2 separate regions of the Homo sapiens genome follow, and region 1 is linked to region 2. A link is a loop called in an ENCODE intact Hi-C map of the cell type or tissue named here. Cell type or tissue: pancreas. All regions are shown on one strand. Links, peaks and the distances in the headings refer to the core of each region. The heading gives the core; the rest is flanking DNA. Region 1 has its middle 22 kb from the start of RD3. Region 2 has its middle 2.9 kb from the start of TRAF5.

What was found. Hi-C counts contacts between places; a loop is a spot of excess contacts. Peaks named below come from ENCODE experiments on the same cell type or tissue, not always from the same donor. Only the 100,000 strongest peaks of a DNase experiment are listed, where the experiment ranks them.
Region 1: a loop joins it to region 2, with 3 times the contacts of the local background. A loop is called at or near these places in 66 of 110 quality-filtered maps.

Annotation. Positions count from the first base shown.
Region 1 is chr1:211,468,977-211,471,897 of GRCh38, forward strand. No RefSeq gene overlaps it. Among named protein-coding and RNA genes, the nearest start is that of RD3, 22 kb to the right of the region's middle. In pancreas, for the core only: a CTCF peak has its summit at 1,266 (motif pointing right); a DNase peak (open chromatin) is centred at 1,235; H3K27ac peaks cover 1,307 bases.
Region 2 is chr1:211,322,481-211,325,401 of GRCh38, forward strand. No RefSeq gene overlaps it. Among named protein-coding and RNA genes, the nearest start is that of TRAF5, 2.9 kb to the right of the region's middle. In pancreas, for the core only: a CTCF peak has its summit at 1,149; no DNase peak of the experiment used is centred there.

The DNA of each region.
Region 1 (2,921 bases), core at 247-2,746, 150 kb after region 2:
TGGTCCACAAAAGACAAAAATGACAGCCAACAGAATAACAGAGAATGACACCTAAGAAAATAGAAAAGAGGAAGAAAAAATGAATTATACTTCTCTTTTGGAGCTCTCCTGTGAGAACAAAGCGGGGATTGATATTTTTCTGGGGACCAACTGATTGTGGCCATCAAAATTCTGAGTCCTGAGAGGCATACATTTTTGGCTATTCAGCATTAGGCAGTAAGTTATCCTAAGTAAAAACGTCTCCAGGAAAAGAGAAGAGAAATCAAACACTGTGCTTTTGGTAGCTGTGGATTTGCTAAGTTGTTCCTAGAGCAGCATCATGTTGCAAAAGAAGCAGTTTTCTAGGAATCAAGAGAACTAAGTTCAAGTTACTGCCAGAGAGGCAGAGAGGCCTCTACAGCTGATGAGAAATGGGTTTAAATTCTGGCTATGCCTGCTACTCTCTTTACAACTTTGAAAAGTCAGCCATCTAAACCTCTGCTTCTGTACCTGTAAAATGGAGATAAAAATACCTGCCTCACCATGTTGTTTGTGAGGATAAAATGAGATAATGCACGCACCATGCTCAGCATGTGCCTTACTCACATAGTAAGTGTCCCAAAATGGTGGGTCATTTTCTTGCTACTCTTGCCAGTGATTTCCTGTTTGATGGTGGGCAAATTGCTTAGCTCCTGGCTACACTGGAAAGGATGTTGCTTTCTCATCTACCTCCCAGAGTTAGTGTGGAGGTCAAATGAGAAAATGAACTGAAGGAAAGCAATGTGATGTGGTGGTAGGTGGGAGGCATCCAAGCTAAGCCTCAGGAAACAGAGGCTACACCATGGGGACAGGTCACTGAGGACCCAGAGGCAAGTGAGCAAGTGGAAAATAAGAGCACACACATAACACAGCAAGAAGCCTTTGAACACCCTTCTGGTTCCAGGAGCTTTATATGCCTTGATATCAGTTAATTTCCACAACCACAGTGTCGTGCAAATATTGTTACTCAAATGAGAAAACTGAGACTCAGCAAAGTTAAGTAGCTGTGCCAAGGTCACACTGTTTGTAGATGTCACAGCAGGTGCTCCATGTCTGCAGCTGAGAGAGGATGTGACGGCGCAAGTCTCTTGTCCTGCCAAAGGCTATCCTGGGCAAACCTGCAAAGGGAGGCTGCTTCCGGCTGGAGAAGAATGGTGCACTCAGAGCGCACTCTGCTCCGGTACAGGCGCTGATCCATGGGGATCCCACAGCCAGCACAATGGACTCTCTGGCTGAGCCGCCCGTGACCACCAGGGGGCCTTCACGGGACCTCTGCAAATAAGAACAAACTTGATTCCCAGGACCGGCTCGCATCTGAAGATGGCTTTAAGCCCAACGGTCAAACATGTCACTTTTACCTGTTCTGAGGACAAGGGCAGCACCTGCACCCTCCCACTCACCTTTACTAGCTCCAGCTGCCTCCCTCCCAGTTCTACCACTTGGCACAAGAAGCAGGAAAGAGTTCCCTACAACCCACTCCCAGACAGCTATTTCTACCTGCTGGATTACAACTTTCTCATTTTCTCTCTCTCTCTTCTTCTCTCTCTCTCACCCCTTATGAATAGTGTCCATAACAGACACCAGATAATTTTCATCCTATGTAATTGTATTCTTGCAGGTTTATAAAAAAAGCTCAGATCTTATCACCCTCTCCATTTTCTAGTTGCTATAAAATGGTATTTGCAGCACTCTTGACAAGATACATTTTGGCCAGGCATGGTGGCTCACACCTGTAATCCCAGCATTTTGGAAGACTGAGGTGGGTAGATCACCTGAGGTCAGGAGTTCGAGACCAGCCTGGCCAATATGGTGAAACCCTGTTTCTACTAAAAATACAAAAATTAGCTGGGCATGGTGGTATTTTATTTGTAAAAAAAAAAATATGAAAATAGCCTGCAACCCCAGCTATTTGGGAGGCTGAGTCAGGAGAATTGCTTAAACTGGAAGGAAGAGGTTGCAATGAGCCAAGATCGTGCCACTGCACTCCACTCCAGGCTGGGCAACAGAGCGAGACTCTGTCTAAAAAAAAAAAAAAGATACATCTCATCTTCAAGCATTTCCTGAATGCTGCTAAGGAGATGATAAACATCGATCACAGCTGATAAACATCTATGTGATAAACTACTTTGCAACCATCTATCTCTAACATAAGATCACATAACCATTGTAATAGGTCCAAAGCGCATTAATCTATTGAAATGAAATCATTTGTGCATGTGTTAGAGTTAAATAGATTCAGTTGTGCCAACAGAGAATTTCCTGATTTCCCCAGAAAGAATAATCTAAAACCATAGTTTTCAGCCTTGGCTGCACAATGGAACCACCTAGAAAACTTTAGAAAAACTGATGCCTGAGTCCCATCCCAAGTTTCTGATTTAACTGGCCTGAGATGTGGCCTGGGTGCCAGATAATCTAATGTGCAGCCAAGCTTGAGAACCACAGATCTAAAAGATGAGGGAAATTGGGCTCAAGGGCAATGATTAAAGAGCCAGGTCTGGACACTCCAGAGGAAGGAAGGTGAAAAGTGCTCTTCAGTGTGTTCAATCGACTTTCAGTTACCCATACTAATTGAAGAGAAGACTGTCACAGACAACTGTAAGATCTTAAACTTGAAAGTTCTTTTATAGTTGGGAAAGCATTTGATCTTATTTAAACCTCACCACAAGCCTGGGCAGTAGAAAGGTATCTATGCTTCTCTAATAGATAAGGAACAGGAGCCTCAAGAGAGTGAATGATTTGCAAAGATGTAAGTGGCAGAATAATTTCACCAGAACTATAATCCAGAATGTTCAATAGCCTCAAAATTCAAACAATTTTATCTAGACCGTTAAATTCCTTTTGTTCCCCTGAGTAAGAGCAAAATCTGCTCATGGGTTAAAAAACCAAGCCAACCAACCAACCAA
Region 2 (2,921 bases), core at 146-2,645:
CTTCTGTCCTGTTTTCTGTGAAATGGAAGATGTGACTAACCAGGGTTCCAAGATCATTGCTTGAAATCTCAGCATATAGAGTAAGCACCATTCTCAAAAATAAATACCAAATAAATGGTCTTCCTTGTTACCAACCTATTAAAAAATCCAAGACCAAACTGTGCCAATCAAACCTATTATCTTACTTCATGATTCCTAAGGCTAAACAATAACTTTTAAATCTATATTGTAATGGCTTCTGGTGATTATGCAGAATTAATATGTTAAAATGTTTTCCTAGCAGTGATAGGAATTGCATGTGTGAATCTTATTAAAGAAACTGTCAAAGAGGACAGAATTCATACTTAGCCAGGTGTACAATGAAGACAGGAGGTCTAATGTAAAAACAATAAAAATCTCATTTCTCCAGCCAAGGCTGACCATCAGACAATTAAACCATGAACAGGAATAAAGAAGGGTGTGTTTATGTATCAAGCAGGGGATCCCCTGGAATAAATACATAATATATGGCCATAGGAACAGTACAGGTCTGCTTTTTTCAACTGGTGCTGACCCTATAACACAGTAAATAACAATAGAGTAAAACAAGGTAGAACAAAAGAAACATGGTTTTTTCTTAAGCTCCTAAGTTAAAGGTGCAGCTGCTGAATGCACATACACAGGTTCTTTTGCAAAGGGAGGCTTAAAAAAATTTACATCGGTCCCTGCCCCATCCCAGTACTCCCCGCCTCTCTTCTTGTGGTGGTCAGCACACTGACAGGCAGAGCTGAGCTAAAGGTTATTTGATGGAAGCAGAGGGATCAGTCATTCATATATTGTCTCAATACAACACCTACTTAGTGAGCAAGCTGAGTATTCTCTGTGCACAAGACCCTGAGATCTGCATTTTGCCTGGAAGTGGTTTGCTGCTACAGTATATCACATTTTCCATGTGTGGTTCTGTTTACAGACAAAGACTTTCCATTGTAACTTGCAATGGAGTCAAAGTCGCAATCTATGGCCCAAGGAGAGGATTTTCCCTCCTTATCTGATCTCACTGATCTCTAGGTGATGGGAAGTATGAACTTTTGCCCTGCAAGCTAACTCACTACATTGATCAGTCTCGTCACAGAGGAGCAGCCTGAGGAAGATAATGCATCCATCTACTATTCCAGTAGGCGGCGTCCTCACCTCTCCATCAGCACCATCTTTACATTGGCAGCCAGGGCTGCAGTCTCTCACCCTAATTTATACAGCAAATTAAACAGCTGAAATCCATGTCTTCGGGCGTCTGGGGCAATCTTACGGTGTCTAGAAGCAACAGATAAAAGGGTTAGTGCTTTTCTTCTGCATAAAACTGTAGTGTATAGTTCAGCCCTGGTCTTATTTTGTAGCTGAATTTAGTTTGAAGGTTGGATTCTCTTCAATGTTAGATATAATGTTGAACTTAATGCTGAATATTTTCAAAACACTAAAAGTACTAAAATTTGTCTTTAAGTTGTTTTGTTTGAATTCACATCAGTCATTTATTTGAGGGGTAGGGTATAGTGGCTAGGAGTACCAGAACCAGACTTCCCAGAATTCAAATTCTGCCTCTCTCAAACTAAGAATTTTGTGATTCTGGGCAAATTGCTCAATAGATAAGATTTTCCATCTATAAAATGGAGTTGATTATTAAATGAGTTAATATAAAAAACACTGAGCACAGTACCTGGTATATAAAACGTAATAGGCCGGGCACAGAGGCTCATGCCTATAATCCCAGCACTTTGGTAGGCCGAGGTGGGTGGATCACTTGGGATCAGGAATCTGAGACCAGCCTGGCCAACATGGCGAAATTCCATCTCTACTAAAAATACAAAAATTAGCTAGGTGTGGTGGTGCACGCCTATAGTCCCAGCTACTCGGGAGGCTGAGGTGGGAGAATTGTTTAAACCCAGGACGTGGAGGTTGCAGTGAGCCAAGATCACGCCACTGCACTCTATCCTGGGTGACAGAGCGAGATTCCATCTAAAAAAAAAAAAAAGAAACCTTAATAAACGTTAGTTATCACTTGAAGGTATTTAATGTTTTTTTATATGTGCATTTATGTACATACAGGATTCAAATTCCGCTTTATGATCAACAGGGAATTGGGACTATGTTACTGACTTCTGACTAATACCCGTCTAAAATTCCTTTACCCTTTCCACTTAGACGCAGCCCTCGAGTTATGCGGCCCCCATTTCCCACCACAATAAAGATCCACCTCTCTATCCCAGGTTTTATTCCATCATATTTAAGGCTTGGATGTAATTTTTGGAACAATTGACTGCTTTATTTAGTTGGTGGGGAGAGGAGTAGGAGAGAGAAGCAAATTACAGTCAATGACAGGACCAGGGATTCTGAGCATACCTGCATGTATGCATACTAGACACTGATGTTCCAGCCAGTGAAAGGAGATATAACTTCTAAAAAACAGTATCAACTTTATTATGCTTGGAAGTAATGAGAAGAGAGGCAAGAAGCAGGCAATGGTAAGAGAAAGCGGGTGGGACGTAGTGGCTTGCACATTTAATCCCAGCACTTTGGGAGGTCGAGGTGGGAGGATCGCTTAAACCCAGGAGTTTGAGACCAGCCTGGGCAACATAGTAAGTCTCCATCTCTTCAAAAAAAAAAAAAAAAAAAAAGGAGCTGGGGGAGGTGGGCGTAGTGGTGTGTGCCTGTAGTCCCAGCTACTCTGGGGGCTGAAGCGGCAGAATTACTTGAGCCCAGGAGATCCAGCCTGCAGTGAGCTGTGATCATGCCCCTGCACTCCAGCCTGGGTGACAGAGTGAGAACCTCTCTCAAAAAATACACACCCACAAAAAGAGAGGGAAAGTATAGTGTATGGCAGAACAGGAAGGAGAACTTGGGTTCACTAAGCACCTACTCTGTGTTAGGCGTACAGGAGTGCCATCTCA